Linked DNA regions of Homo sapiens: region 1 is linked to region 2. A link is a loop called in an ENCODE intact Hi-C map of the cell type or tissue named here. Cell type or tissue: IMR-90. All regions are shown on one strand.

The links. A loop is a pair of places that touch in the nucleus more often than their neighbours do. Peaks named below come from ENCODE experiments on the same cell type or tissue, not always from the same donor. Only the 100,000 strongest peaks of a DNase experiment are listed, where the experiment ranks them.
Region 1: it touches region 2 in a loop (4-fold over the local background); 2 of 110 quality-filtered maps call a loop at or near these places.

The regions. Positions count from the first base shown.
Region 1 is chr2:149,741,127-149,749,126 of GRCh38, forward strand. MMADHC-DT (MMADHC divergent transcript) reads left to right here. Exons shown (of 3, transcript NR_110240.1): 2 at 2,592-2,633. It overlaps LOC105373680 (a long non-coding RNA gene), which reads right to left. Exons shown (of 2, transcript XR_923464.3): 2 at 4,522-4,677. Among named protein-coding and RNA genes, the nearest start is that of LINC01931, 110 kb to the right of the region's middle. In IMR-90, a CTCF peak has its summit at 3,208; DNase peaks (open chromatin) are centred at 645, 3,115 and 3,905; H3K4me3 peaks cover 155 bases; H3K27ac peaks cover 3,678 bases.
Region 2 is chr2:150,462,415-150,470,414 of GRCh38, forward strand. It overlaps RND3 (Rho family GTPase 3), which reads right to left. Exons shown (of 6, transcript NM_005168.5): 6 at 5,781-7,824. The coding sequence ends at 7,573. Among named protein-coding and RNA genes, the nearest start is that of RND3, 21 kb to the right of the region's middle. In IMR-90, no CTCF peak of the experiment used is centred here; DNase peaks (open chromatin) are centred at 3,817 and 4,647; H3K27ac peaks cover 995 bases.

The DNA of each region.
Region 1 (8,000 bases), 720 kb before region 2:
CACTTCCCAGGCTCCAGCAATCCTCCCACCTCAGTCTCCTGAGTAGCTGGCATTACAGGCACACGCCACCATACTCAGCTACTTAAACATTTTTGTTTTTTGTTTTTTTTTGTAAAGATGAGGTCGTACTATGTTGCCAAGCTGGTCTTGAACTCCTGGGCTCAAGTGATCTTTCTGCCTCAGCTTCCCAAAGGTGTTGGGATTATAGGCATGAGCCACCGTGCCCAGCATTCTCCTCCATTTTATGTAAAGTGCTTCAGTCTTATTGTCTCATCTATCCAAGCACACATATGTAACTCTGCTCAAAGTAGACTTCTAATTCACATTGACTGAATGTAAAAACGGAAGATTAATTGTGATAGACCTGGAAGTTACTATCCTATCTTGATTTGCAAAGATTCCTCGTATTTTTATAAATATTGCCTAGCAACTTTGTCTTATACTGGCCCTGTCCATCACTTCTTCTAATTCTCTAGTCATCACCTTACTTAAAAATGCTGCTAAACACATTCAACTTCAAAGCTATATCATGGGCCTTTGATTTTAGTTCCTATTGCTGAAGTCTGGCCTTTCCCGGGTGTGCAAGTCACAGCTGGTAATGATGGGGACCAGATGATGCCCTAGCAGCACATTAAAGGTTTTTACCAGGATGTGGTTTGATGGTTTTGCTTGGGTATTTTGTTGTTGTTATTCTTTCCTTTGGAATGTGAGTTGTGGCCAAGAATTAATTCCCTGATTGCATTTTTGCTCTCCTTACACATTTGGAGAGTTGGAAAGTATACAGAAACATAAGGAACATCCTTGTAAACCACTTCTCAAGCTAACTAATAGGCTCTTATAGGGTGACTTTTAACTGTGACCTTTTGTTTATTCAATAAATATGCTTCTATTATGTCCAAAATGCCACACTGTGCCACACTGACATCTTGGCCTTATGATTTTTACCAAAGCATCATTATTCTAGACTTTTAGAACCACTTAAATGCCTGTAGACATAATTCATTGAATATCACAAAAAAGATGTTCACCTTTACAGTGTGTGTTCACATCATAATGTGATGGGGCGTGCATGCTCTTATGATGGTTGAGATGCACTGTAAACAATATATAGGGTATTACTATTTAAAATGTTTACTGTATTTTTTTCATAACATTGTCATGTGTCCATTGTAGAGAATTAGAACAATATAAAAAAGGACAAGAAAGAAATTAAAAATCATCTATAATCTTACCACCTTAAGGTAACCATGTATATCTCACTCTTTATTTTATGGTTGGGGAAAAACATAGGATTAGTTAAATTGATACTCCAACCATTAGTGTCAGCATCATAACTAGACAATCTGCCTGTTAGTACCATTCACCAGACTCAGAACCTAGTGATGATTTTATATTGAGCAATTCTAAATGTTAGAGCTATCCAATCCAAGATGATTTTTTCCTAAATTTATACTCTCTTTCTCTTTATTATCTTAATCCATTTCGCTGCTATCACAAAATACCTGAGACTAGGGCATTTACAAAGAATGGAAATTTATTTTCAACAGTTTTGGAGGTTGGGAAGTCCAAGATAAAGATGCTGTCAGGTTTGGTGTCTGGCAAGGACCCCATTCCCTGCTTCCAAGACGGTGCCTTATTGCTGCATCCACTGGAGGTGATAAAGGTTGTGCCCTCATATGATGAAAGGACAAATGGCAAAAGGGCCTAAGCTGGTTCTTCCCAGCCCTTTTAAAAAGCGCTAATTCAATTATGAGGGCAGAGTCCTCCCAACTTAATCACTTCCCAAAAGGTGCCACCACTTAATACCACCACAGTGGGAACTGAGTTTCAACACGAATTTTGAAGGGAACCCATTCAAACCACAGCAGTTATTTTACCAGGCTGAGGACTTAGAACTATTTATCTGTCCCAAATGTACATCTCTAACCCTGGCCACTCCTTAAAATCTTAACTCCTATCGTCAACTGTCATATGGACAAATCCATTTAGATGTCTAAGAGGCATCTCAAACTTAACAAGGCCAAAGCTGAAACCCTGATGTTCCTCTCTCTAGACAATTTTTTTTCCAGGCGGTTTTTCACATCTTAATAAGGAGCATAACATCCACCCAGGTGCTCAGGTCAAAATCTTCACCTCATTTAGCGTTTATGAATCTGGAGAAAGACCTGGGGTAATGCCAGATTTCTCTGGGCAAAGCCATTATTCAAGAATGTAATTTATAGAGGTCAGTTCTTCCCCTGCTAGAAGCAAATGGAATCCTGTCAACCCCCATGCCGGGGGTAGGCATGACTTTGGCAGAACAAATGTTTTTCATATTGAAAAAAAATACCCTTATGGATGACCCAGTCATATGTAGCAGACTTCAACAACTGCTGTTTTTGGCAGCAAAAATCAACCCCAAGGGCTGAAATTTTCAAGCAGTGGCCTTCTGAGTAGCTGCCAATAAAGAGTATTCAGCAGGTTGACTGAAAAACAGAATTTCCAGCGAGCCAAGAAACTAGGAGAACCTGGGTCAGAAGAGATCACAACCCAGAACAGGAGGTTGTCTTTTAGGGGTGATATGTTAATCTACTTCCTCTCTTCTCCCACAGGGAACCTGATGGAATAAACTGCTGTGAGAGGGAGTATTGAAAGTAAGTGAAAAAAAGAAGGGATGGTGGAAAATTCTTCATGGATTCATTGTTATTGGGGAGGGGCACTTTGTATTTATGCAGATAGCCCCACATGTTGTAGGACATTTAACATCTCTGGTTGGGAATGCCAGAAGAGCCCACCAGTCACTGTGATAACCACAAAAGAGTTTAAGGAAAGGATGTGTGTGTGTGTGTGTGTGTGTGTGTAATAGAGAGGAGAAAGCTCTTTTACCTCCTGGGGTGGTTAGAGTTAGGGAGACATGGTGACACACTGGATCAAGGGCAGCCCATTTCAGGATCCTCGAGGATTCCTCAGACAGGGCAGAACGCCTATTGCCAGGGTCCTGCGGGAGAATTCTTCCATCCTGAACTGAACTGACAAGGAATTCTGGGAATTGTTTTGCCATATGCATCCAAATTCCTGTTGGAGTAGGATTCTATTACACACCCTTAAATAACCAGAGTGTATGACACACTGGAGCATCTGTGATGTCATTTTCTCTGTGATACATTCTAGGGGCCTGAGTAATACTAATTAAAAAACATATGTTCCGTCTCCCTGCCGCTTGGGGCCAGGACTAGCTCTGGTGATCATCACATGCATATAGGAAGAAGGGTACAAAAAATAATCTCAGATGATTTAGACTCATCTGCCATGAATATCAATTTCATAAATTTTATAAGTACGCTAACATACAGCATGCCCTTGGGCTATTTATTTCACTTCTCTTAACCTCAGTTTTCCTATCTGTAAAAGGATAATGATACTTACTTTACAATGTTATAAGAAAGAATGGATAAAATAATTATGTGAAGTATCTGATCCACATTTCATGGCTAAATGCTTGTTAATTCCCCATCTAGCCAGACAGCCTAGATAATTAATTACCTGAAGTAAGGAAAATACTTTTGACTAAATTACGTTATATAGTTTTATAAAAGTCTGTCTTTTTAAGGTACTTTCCAACCTTCCTCTTGTCCATCTCATGCTTCTGCACAGCCAGCACTAGACAACTTACAAGAATGCATCTACACATTACCCTGAAGTTTAAACTGAAATATTAAACCTATGAGGATGTCAGCAGGAAAATGGGTTCTGTAATTTTTCTAGAGCCAAAGAGAGGGTATGATATACCATTCAATCTGGGCATCGAGTGACAGTTGTCTCGTAACAAATTGGTGGAAACAAGAAGGGAAAAATAATCAGCTTGGAACTGATGTATGCTGCAGGCAGCACCGGCATTTATACTACTCATGGCATGACTAAGCATTTGTTTGCTGTCATGTAACATAACCTTGAAGCCAAATACTTTTAAATATCTGCAAAAAACTCAAATAATTGGAGAGATTCCTTAAGAGGCATTCAGAAGTTACAGAAGTCAGGGATGTCAGTAACGATATAAACATTAAGATGATAAAAACGAAGCTGGGATATGTGTAGTCAGACATCAAAATGGAACAGGCTGTTAATGGTGCTTCCTTTTGCTGTTGTTCATTCTTTAAGACATCCTTTCTTATTCAGACAGCTTCATCTTTTTTCCCCAACCTCCATCTTTTCTGTTTCTTTCAAATTTCTCTGTAATACAGTCCTTATACTTTCCCCTCCCCAAAATGTCCCTTGAACACCATGAATATTCCAGTTGTCTTTTATCACAGGATGGATACATAAAGCTGTCTTTATGTGTTTATATACAGCATGAACCTAAGCAAAACAATTACAAGAATTGCTGAAGCAAAAAAAAAAAAATGTGTTAAAGTCCCAATGTTCTCGTTTACTAATTAACCCAGATAAAGGCATACTTTCCAAAACTGCTTTCATTTCACGTAAGAGTGCCAAAATTAATGAACTATTCAAGCTCAGCTGGAGTCTCAAAAATATGGTACCTAGTTCTTACAGGAAATACTTTTATTTTTTCAATAAAAATGGAAAAACTGGGAAATGAGCCAGTGGCTTCTCCTTCTCTTCCAATATCTTCTGTCTTGACCCTGAGGTTAAATATACTCATCACAGACACGGGCACAGACATATGTGACCTCACAGGGGCTGAAAAAGAAATCAGAAACAGCAAGAGAGGCAAAAATAAAAAAAAAAAAGAAATAAACAGCGGGTCATTTCTGACACGTGTGTCATATTTGAGCAAAGTAATAATAGCTTAGCATTAATTGGGTGCTTACTGTTTATGTGTGTGCCCCCCATGATACGTGCTTTACAGGCGTTATTTATCTGTTCCTCACACAGCTCTAAATGGTAGCTAATGACGACCACAGCAATCATTCAAGTAACATTTATTATGTGTTAAGTACAGTTCTAAGCACTTTGTAAACGTTAACCCATTTAATCTTTGTAAAAATTGTGTGAGATAAGTACTACCAGTATTCCTATTTCACATGGGAGAAAATTGAAGCACAGAGAATTTTAGTAATTTGCTCAACATCACAGTTAATAAGTTAGAGGACCTATGATTTCAACCCCGGGGCTGGTACCAAATAGTAGTAACCACCACTAAAGCTATAGGCTACTTCTCCTGGGTTGAAGGATGCTTGGCATTTTATGTGCACAGTGTTTGCAGACTTTATACCCAAAGTTTTTGTCTTCTGAGTAGCCAACATTAGGACTGCTGAAGACAGAAGGGAGACCAAGGTGATCCCAACTAGGGAGGGAGTAGGGGTTAGAGTGTGGAGATGGGCGAGAATGTGCCCTGTGAAGGCACAGAACAGGGAAGATGAGAGAAAACCAGGAAACATGCCTGAGTGAGGACCCACTCCTACCGATTTTAGTGAGAGATGCACTTCGTGACCTGACAATGTCTCTAGCTTTGGACCTGCAGGGATTCATTCCCAGTCCCTCGGTGGCAGCAACCATGTCCAAATAGCTATCATCTTTTATGAAGACTACATTTCTATCTGCCATTTTGTCCTTCTATTATCCTGTCCCCCACCTAACAGCCAACAGGGAGCTTTTAAAAGTGTAAATTGGGTTATGAGGCCCATGGCTGGAAATCATCCAAATCCTTCCTTCTCTCTTGGAATAAAATGCAGACTCCTCACCCTGGTGTTCGGGGCCCTAGGTGACCTGCCTTTGCCTAACTAGGTGGAAAACTTTAGTCTCAAAAAGAACATTCTGTATGGGATATACATTACTTGGCTAAAAACATTTTCCTTAATATAATATTTTGTGCTATCAAACATGATTGGGAAATTTACATTTATAGGCTTAATAGTTTTCAAACATATCATTTGTCTTCAGCAAAAATACAGAACATCAGAAACCGGGTTCTACAAAGAAACCATAAGTGAAATTCATAGGAGAGAGTTGGTTTTCAACACCTACCACATTTTAAAAGCTCTGACGCTAGATAAACACAACAGCATGAATCAAATATAAACATTCCTCTGCCCCTTTGCCTTTCTTCTATTTTGCTGCTCCTTCCCTAAATATCAGAAGCCAGTCAGCAAAATATATAGGAAAGAGGAGAATCTTGACTACTAAAACTTTTAAAACTAAGAGCAATATTGACTCCAAAGAATCAAAGAGTGAAGGCAAGGCCTGGAGTAGGGGAGGCATGTATACCAAATTTTGGGGATATCCACCCACAAAGTAGAACTACCTAATTGTGTAAATGCTATTTATATAAGAGTACTATCAAATATAAAGTTTTAGTATGTATGCAGCATTTTCATTTCATTGTCAAAAATATGAAGTACCTTTTAATCACTGCTAAGGTCTTGCCACCTGTTTATTTCTTGACACCACAATAGAAACATGATTTTCCTTTTTTGTCTTGTTAACATCGAGTTAGAAGTAGTTCAAACTATTTAGAAAACTAAAGAGAACCATGGAGGCCAAATCAACCAAAGGGCTGAGTCATCCACTAAAATCCTCAAATCTTTTTGAATGCTTTTGGCTAGCATCCCAATTAACAGTGTGATAACTCATTGCTTCAATTCTCTTTCTGCTACACCAAGTACTCCTAGGATTGCATCTCATAGAAGCTTCCTGTGGCCTCTCCTATAACACTTTGAATTCTCAACATTGATTTCTGCCTGAAGGGCTTCCTTGAGATATCATGCTAACCCCATCCTATACAAACACCCAGTTCACTTGAGGATGATCGATGGTCTATTCTAGTCCTGATCAAATCACTTGCCGCTTCTGTGATTATTCAGGCTCTTGGGCTGGGTGCAATCAGGCAGAGAATTATTAGAACATTGACAGATTAGTCTCATCAGTTACCTGCTGTGACCACCAGCTTTCTGTATATTAATAAGAAAAAAGGTAGCCTGCTGATTGCCATTAAATTACACGAGGATATATTTGTCTTTTGGAACTCCAAGGCATTTAAATGTGATGTAAGATCAAAATTTATTAAAGAAGGTGAAGAGATGTCCCAGCAAACATTTCCCAGGAGGTGAAAGTATAAAACTTGCATAGTGGAGAAGATAAGTACATTTTATGTTTAATCATTTTCAGTGTGAAACACAGTTTAACAAGTATTTATTGAGCACTTACTATGGGCAAAGTACTGTGTTTGGCTCTGGAAAACAAAGGGAAGTGAGGACCCCTCATCTCAAGAGTCAGTTGTTGAAATCAACATATAAGTAAACATAATCCAAGAAAGACTACAACGTGTGATACAAAAAGAGCCACAGAACTTCCAACATGAAAAAGACCACACTGTAGGGTGATAAGAAAAGTCTTCATAGAGAGGGGAGAATGTCTATGTAAGCTTTTTTTTTTTTTTTTGGAATGGAGTCTCATTTTGTTGCCCAGGCTGGAGTGCAGTGGCGCTCTTAGCTCACTGCAACCTCCGCCTCCCAGGTTCAAGCAATTCTCCTGCCTCAGCCTCTCGAGTAGCTGGGATTATGGGCATCTACCACCACGCCCAGCTAATTGTTATATTTTTAGTAGAGATGGGGTTTCACCATATTGGCCAGGCTGGTCTTGAACTCCTGACCTCAGGTGATCCGCCCGCCTTGGCCTCCCAAAGTGCTGGGATTATAGGCATGAGCCACTGTGCCTGGCTTGAGTAGCCTTTTTAAAAGATGGAAAAGAGGGAATTGCAAGTAGAAATAAGCGCAAAAACAAAGGCATAGAAGTGGGTGTGGAGATACTGAAGGTTTTCCTACTGTCCTATGGACCTGTTGCTTCTTGCTGCAAGCTTGGCAACTCTACCAGATAGCCTTTTCTGGCTATGGAGGCATGCTCAGTGGGCATACAGGGTGAGATTGTTGGCATCAGGGAGTTGATGCCCCTGAATGCAATCCCAATCAGTGACAAACAGTGGCTTCCTTGTCCCGCAGGTGGGACAGTTCTAAGGTGTGGTTTATTCCAATGTCCTGAAGACACTCAGTGGGGCTGCACCTCAG
Region 2 (8,000 bases):
GGCAGCACTTAAGGGAATAACACATACAAAAACTAGAACCATCTAGGGTCTACTGTTTAAAAACTTACGACTTATGGCCAGGTGTAATGGCTCACACCTGTAATCCCAATACTTTGGGAGGCCCAGGCAGGCAGATAACAACGTCAAGAGATCAAGACCATCCTAGCCAACATAGTGAAACCCCATCTCTACTAAAAATACAAAAAATTAGCTGGGCATGGTGGCGGGCACCTGTAGTCCCAGCTATTTGGGAGGCTGAGGCAGGAGGATCACTTGAACCCGGGAGGCGGAGGTTGCAGTGAGCTGAGATTGCGCCACTGCACTCCAGCTTGGCAATAGAGTGAGACTCCATCAAAACAAACAAACAAGCAAACAAAAACAAAACAACAACAAAAAAACTTATCATTTACTGTTCTGCCTGTGTCTTTCCCAAACTGACATAATTCCTCTGCCTTTCCTCAATCTGTTTTGTCTCATTAGGGAACTGGAAATGCAACCCAATTTTTCTCTCGAGTGATGTCAAGAGATGGCAAGGAAGGTGTTGCAACATTCTAGCCAGAAAGCTATTTTCTTCCCACTTTGGAAGGGCCTCAGAGAATGACAGAAGTGGCCATGATATGAAAGGAACAACTGACAGATTTTGATTTCTCTTGGCTGACAGCTTCATTTTAGGACTTTGTTTGTCAACGACATCCAGACCTATGCAGCTGGAAGACTGACTTCAACAAATCTAAATGTCTCTTTAAGAGTCTAAGCAACCTATTCCTTTTTTTCCAGGTACCCATTTATCTATAATTAAGTCAGCATTAAAGGGATTTCCCACCAACTTCTATCTAAAGCTGCAAAAAGGATGACTAGCTACTGCCTGAAGTGGGTTTAACAGATCCTGGGGTGAGCACTAGGAAAGCCTTCCATAGAAAAATGGCTGGGTATGAAACATGAAGAAAGATGTCATTCACATTGTCCCTCATTACTGAATTGATTATTTTGATTTGAATTTCTGAATTCTGTTCCTTTGGACAGCTCTGTTCCTTAGGATTCTGTTCCTTAGAATAGCAGGTGTTACTGCTATTATGCTCTTGAGGTTAATTGGTCCTATCATATAGATACATACATATGTGTGTGTGTGTGTGTGTATCTCCTTCCTTCCTCACCAATACACGCTCACACTATAGGCTTGATGTCTTTATTGAGAAAACATGTTACTCCTTTTATTACTGATTGTGAAAAGTAATACCCGCCTGCTTCTGCACATGGCATTAGGAGAACACCTGAACCTTCTCCCTTTGAATCCCAGGCAGAATGCGAGCTTGCATTTGGAGGATAAAGAAACACATTTTTTTCATCAGCAGAATTGGACTATTAATTATCCTCCATAGAATTACAGAGGGAAAAAAATCAACTAAGTGCAATCTGATCTCATCTTATTTGTTCTTTAATCCTTCTAAGAATCAGTCTTTGATATTTAGGACATGAGCAGAGAAGAGCAACAACAATAATGACGGAGGAGAGGACTGTCTATTTATACTCCCCCAACATTTCTTATCACTCTGAATTGTGATTTTATTTGTATTTGTCTTTCTCACCCTAGACAGGCATCTATAGAACAAGGACAGGGTCTAATTCATCTCTCTGTATGCCCAGCACAGAACACAGCATCTGAGACATAGAAAATACTCAGAGAGTATTTGTTGACTAAGTAAATGACTGGGTCTGCAAAAGCAAAAGGCATCACCCAAACAACTATTTCCATTGTATTATTTTCTACTCTCAGAAAAACTCCACTGCACTTGCCAGCAGTACCATATCTGGATTTGGAGGAAACCACACATTCTAATCCCATCAAATGGCAAATACACATTTGATTGGGCCTCTGCAAGCAATAGCCTCCTCGTTGGCCAGGGTCAGGGAGAACAGAGATTGAGAATCTGAAGGCCTGTTTTTAGTCTCTGCCATTAGCTTAGCCACCCTGGGCAAGTCCCTGAATGTAACTAAACTTCCATATTCTTCTTTGTAAAATAGAGAAGTTTGACACAGAAATATTTGATCTGGGTACTATAGGTTCATGAATGAATATCAAGGGAAGTCTGTGAACTTCCTGAAATTGTGTGTAAAATGTTATGGCTATCTGAGTCATATGTATTTTTGCATTTTTAAGGAACAAAGGGTTTATAGCTGTCATTAAGTTTTTTAAAGGAAACCAACTTTTAAAAACAAGAGGTTAAGAAACTCCTGAATAGTTAATTTTGATATCTCTTTTTTCTATAAAATGTCTACACTTCTAAGAAAACATCTAAAACTGCTTTAGCCCACAATATATATTTTTTCCTCTGATTGTCCATTCTCCCCATGATCAGTCACCACCTCAATATACTTGAAACATTTATGCAAGGCCAGGGTAAACGTCATCTACCTTAGCTGAATCTGGAGCTAGGTCTTTGACTTCTCCAAATTCCACACAGTAATTATCACAGTCATGCCCATAGTAAATATTGGATGAAAACTTTCACAGATTTATTTTATCCCAGAACACTGACTCTTTTTCCCTCCAATATTCTATGCCTTGCAGGACCAGGACCATAATTATCATCTATCTCAAAGGTGCTCAGGAGGCAGATATTAGAGGGAATATTTACTATGAATGTTCTCATAAAAGGCCAACAGGATGAGGTGATTGTCCAGGAGCTTTGAGGGCACTAAGTGAAAAGAGAGTGATTTCTGATCTACTCAGGTGCGGCAGGGAGGCCATGTGTGAAGGGAGTGCCCAGGGTCTGTGGTAGCAGCTCCATGAGTAAAAACCATTGCCTCATCATCTAAAGAAGCCAAAAGCAAGGGGTGAAGGAAGAAAATAGTTTTGTTAGTGTACCTGTATTAGTTTCCTATTGTTCCTGTAACAAATTATCACAAATGTAGTGGATTAAAACAATATAAATTAATAATCTTACAGTTCTTGAGGTCAGAAATCTAAAGTAGGTCCACAGGGCTGCAACTCTTCTGGAGGCCCTGGGGGAGAATTCCTTTCCTTGACCGTTCCAGCTTCCAGAGGCCAACTGTATCCTTTGGCTCATGGCCCCCTTTTTCTGTCTTCAAAGACAGCAGCATAAGCCAGGCATGGTGGCTCATACCTGTAATCCCAGCACTTTGAGAGGTGGAGACCAGGAGTTTGAGACTAGCCTGGATAACATAGCAAGACTCCATCTCCACCAAAAAAAAAAAAAAAAAAAATTAAAAATTAGCCAGGTATGGTAACATAGACCTGTAGTCTCAGCTGTTCAGAAGGCTGAGGCAGGAGGGTCACTTGAGCTCAGGAGTTCAAGGCTGCAGTGAGCTATGATCATATTACTGCACTCCAGCCTGAGTGACAGAGAGTGAGACTCTGCCAAAAAAAAAAAAATCCAGCAGCATAGCATCTTCAAATCTCTCTCCATCCTTCTGCCTGACCCTCTGTCATCTCTGTCATCACATTGCCACTGTCTGACTCTGATTCCTCCTACATAATTGTTATAAAGGTCTGTGACTACATGGGCCCTCTCTGGATAATCCAGAATAATCTTTCCATCACAAGATCTTTAATTTGATCACAACTGCAAAGTCCTTTTTGCTATACAAGGAAACATTCACAGTTTCTGGGATTAGGAGGTGGACATGCTTGGGGAGTCATTATGCAGCCCACCACAATACTTTATGTTGCTTGAGTCTATTTATTTATATGCTGTAGTTTTGTAGAAAGAGTCATATTCATGGAGATTATGTTCAGGAAAGGAGAAAACAGAAAGGGAATTTATGTAGCCAAGTATATGAACAAGTGGTAAGAGGCAAGAACTATGTTCCCAGAGCTGAGAGGAACCTAAAGTTGTAAATAAGTTACCAACTGCCTCTGGGAGACATAAAGAACGAAGGGAGCGTCCTCTCACTAGCAATTGATCATCTTCCGTATGTGGTGTAACATATGCGGCTATTGCATTAATGTGCCTGGCTATGTATTGGAATATTTAGTGCCTACTCACTTTCTTTGATTCAGTTTATGTCAATGGAAATGACAACCAGTTCTGGTGTACTATAGTTTGGTAGTGACTGTCTCCCACTACTACATTATAAATTCCCCATGTGAGAGACTGTATTTAATTCATGATTATGAGCCAAACTCAGAAAAGTGACAGGCATGTAGTAGGCACTCAATAAATATTTGGTGAATAGAAAAATGATAAAAATAAAAACTTTGAGGTTAAAACAGAATGCTGGTGTCAAAATAACCCAGTAGAAAAAGGATAAGCAGCTTTAAGAGTTTCAGGAGAGTTAGAAGATGAGGTCATTTAAAAAAATTCTTTCTAATAAAAATAACTCCCTGAGTTATTTCTAAGTTTGTACTCAAGACAGACTCCCTGCAAGACTAGAATCTTCTAAGAAACTATTCCTGTAAAAGATTAAAATGAGAGAGACACAGTGTAAGTCTTACTCAGAGTTTGAAAACCACCTTTTAGTATTTAAAAAGGCATTAACCATGATCATTAATCAATAGAAAGGAATGTTCACAGAATGCTTAGAAGAAATGTTTGCTAAGGCAAGAAGTCAGAGAAAACGAAGGCATCCATGCCCAAGGCTGAAGACAAACGTTTTTCTTTTGCTTCAACAAATTAAAGCTGCTAGGAAAGAACAATTGACCAGAGAGGAACATTACTGTACAGCATATAAAATACTGCCAAGGTCAGCAAAACCTCAGCTTTTTATTTATTTTTTTATTTTTCTGTGCCAGTGATTGTTGAGAAATGAGTTTCTTGCAAGCCTGACTTAGACATTATGCTCCGAAGTTACTCAACACGAAGGATTTGGAAAGTACTTTTATTTCCTTTACTATTTGATGACGAGAATGAGTTACAGACATTTTCAGTAAATCTCTGTGCTTAAAATTGTTTATAAGGCCATTTCATAATGTCAGTGTGCTTTAATTTGTTCACTCATGCTGGATTCTCTGCTTCCCCCTTTGCTTTGGGCTTCTGAGAATTATTTCCAAGCAAATAACTATACCTCCAAGATTCCCAAAGCCACTCAGAAAAAAAGAAGCCACAAGGATGCATTTTTTTATATGAAGTGACTTAGCTGTGTAAAAAGAAGCACTGTTTTAAAATCCCACAGAGTATCTTTGGACACTTATGTAAAACTTATATGTAAGTATTTTAGCTGAAGACTGAGAATCAACTGGATTTATGGGGAGATAGTCCTCTCTTTTAAGCTGTTCCATGCTTACTGTACATCTCCCAGATCAGTGGGGTAACTTGTATTATGTTGTGCTGTGTTATTTATCCTTCCACGAATTGCTGCAAAAGCTGTGTTCTGGGTCATCCCCACAACTGCTGTGAACAAGGGCATGCCTTGCGAGGTGGCATGGGTTAAGGACCAAGGCTTAGGACCCCACAGGGCAGAGAGGCAAACTAGGCTTATATTAGTATTAAACCTGTGACTTGAGACTGCATCATATTGCTTCATTCTTAAAGACTTGAAGGATTTCCATCTTTTCTACAAGTTAATCTTAGGCAGTATCATAGCTCTTTTTTGTATATGATCAAATCACTTAATCTAATTATGCCCCATTTTTTTCTTGTGATTTGAAAGCATCATGAAAACTTTTATATATGCAGGTTTATCTGTTACTACTATGAAGAATCAAAAAATTCCAAAGCCTTCTAGTTCAGAAAACGTTAGGCCAGATTCTGTAATCACCTATGTTAAAGAACAAAGCTAAACAGCTAAATCAGGAAGTAGATAATAAAAGACAGATCACATTTAGACAAAGACATGGTTACTTTTTTATTTGAAGAAAAAAAAAGTATGTTTTAATAAATACTGCGGAAACATTGACCAAACAAACATACACAGTGACTTCAACAGTTTAAAAAATGCAACAAAAGTTCTGCTTTATAACAGTTATAACTTATTTTCTTTTTACAATATTTAAATACAGAAAGCACTCGCCAGCTATTTTGTAATACTGCCCAAAGCATAATGCTGCATCAATCAAAGCATATTATGTTGGTAAAATGTCTGTATTTTATGGGAAATGACTGGAATCGAATTTTCTTGCAGAGACAAGACAAAGTGCTTGTAAGACATAGAACTGAGTGTTGTAATTACCTTAATCTCTCCTGCCACGATTTAAGGGGAGCACAGCTTCAACACTTCAAAAACGAAGCACTATCATGGGAAAGAAAGCTCGTTTTCAACAAGCGCCAACAATAAACAGGTCAGATCTGGTTTCTTCTCTGAAAGAATCTCTAAAAGGAACTGGTCAAAAATATCTGTAAACTATTTTAAATGCTTATTATTTTACGTAACAACAGAGACCAAGTGCTGAACACAGACCTTGGCTGCATCTGTTCAGTGAGGTTTTAGCAATGACACTCTAGAAATGCCCTAGTGTTATGTCAGGACTGAAAGTTTATCATATAATCTTCCACTAGGGATTCTCTAAAGCTTGGGTAAGTGGCATCTTCTCTCATCAATGTTCATTTAATGAAAAGTGAAATAAACCAACAGATTATCAGATGCTGTCAGTTTTGGAGCTTCAACCCAAAATAATAGTCCTTTTGCTTTGTATTTTTGGTAACTTAATTCCAGACAGCTTTACTCACAAACTGTGCTTTCTGCTACTATTCTTTCCTTCACTCATTACCTTTTCTGGTGAAAACAGTAACTACCTTTTTTCTCTCCTTGGATCATTCTATGACATCAAACCAAGACACCTTTTATTTGACTTTGCATTTTTATCAACGATGGCAAAAAATCACACAACTTCTAAACAGCGCACAAAAATATTACATTGAGCAATTTACCACTTTTTAATGACAATCACAATGAAGAACAGAACCATCAGACTGAATAAAAATCGACATTTTTTTTCCTATTTGATCTATGCGATCTTTGTAGTGCTGGTCTACAAATCTTGCAAGATTGCAAAGGCTTTCCTTAGAACCATCCTACTCAGCTATCTTCAGGAAGGCAAGATTTCAAAGCCTCATAAAGTTTGCCTCTGGATATATCCCATGGGTCCTGATACAATTTCCTTTTTAATGATGAGCTAGAAAGAAATTAGATCACATCCTCTAGAAAACTAAATGCTAAGGTCACAGTGCCAGTTCCCCCTTGAGGACGGTATATTAACGTATACTTTTTGTAAAGGAGATTAAAACATTTAAAAATTAAATCAAAGTGGAGATCCATGAATAGATTATAACAAAAAAAAAAAACCCAAAAATGCAAGCACCATTCAGAGTGTGATTTTTCTTCTTGGAGGTACTCGCATCCCCCCTCATCTTCCTCTAGCTCATTTGTATCTCTCATTTTTTGGCATATTTTTCAAGTCACACTTAAAAACTCTTCCATGTATTCACTTCTCATCACTTGGTCTACATGCCGAACCTAAGGTCAGGATTCCAAAAAGATGAGTATCCTCTCAAACGCCTCCTAAGCCTCTGGTATACATGACTTTGGCTGTGCACTTCATTTAGACTTCACCTTTTTGTTTGCTGTTGTTTTTTACACTAGATTCCTTTGTCTTCATTAAAGATAATGAAAGATTCACATCACAGTGCAGCTCTTCGCTTTGTCCTTTCGTAAGTCCGTAGCAACTGCCGAGAGTTCTGGTCTGCTAGGCATGTGTGAAATCCGCTTTGTGGCTCTCTGTGATTTGTTCCGCTTAACGTTTTTATTTGTCTTATTTACACATGCCAAGGTGGCAACGTGAAAAATGTCTCTGACGCTATTTTCCGACTGTAAAGCTGAGCATTCGATATAAGTAGCTGCTCCAATCTGTTTGGCCATATTTGCCCCCTGAGAAGCAAAAGAAGGGATTTTAACCAGCAATAAGACTTTGGGGGAAAGTTAGCTAGCATCTTCTAATACCACAAAATAATAACACATTGCAAAACGTTTGCTGATATGTTAACTGAATTTTCCAAGTGTCATTGCAAAAAAAAAAAGTTGTTAAAATGTAAACTGCCTTATTT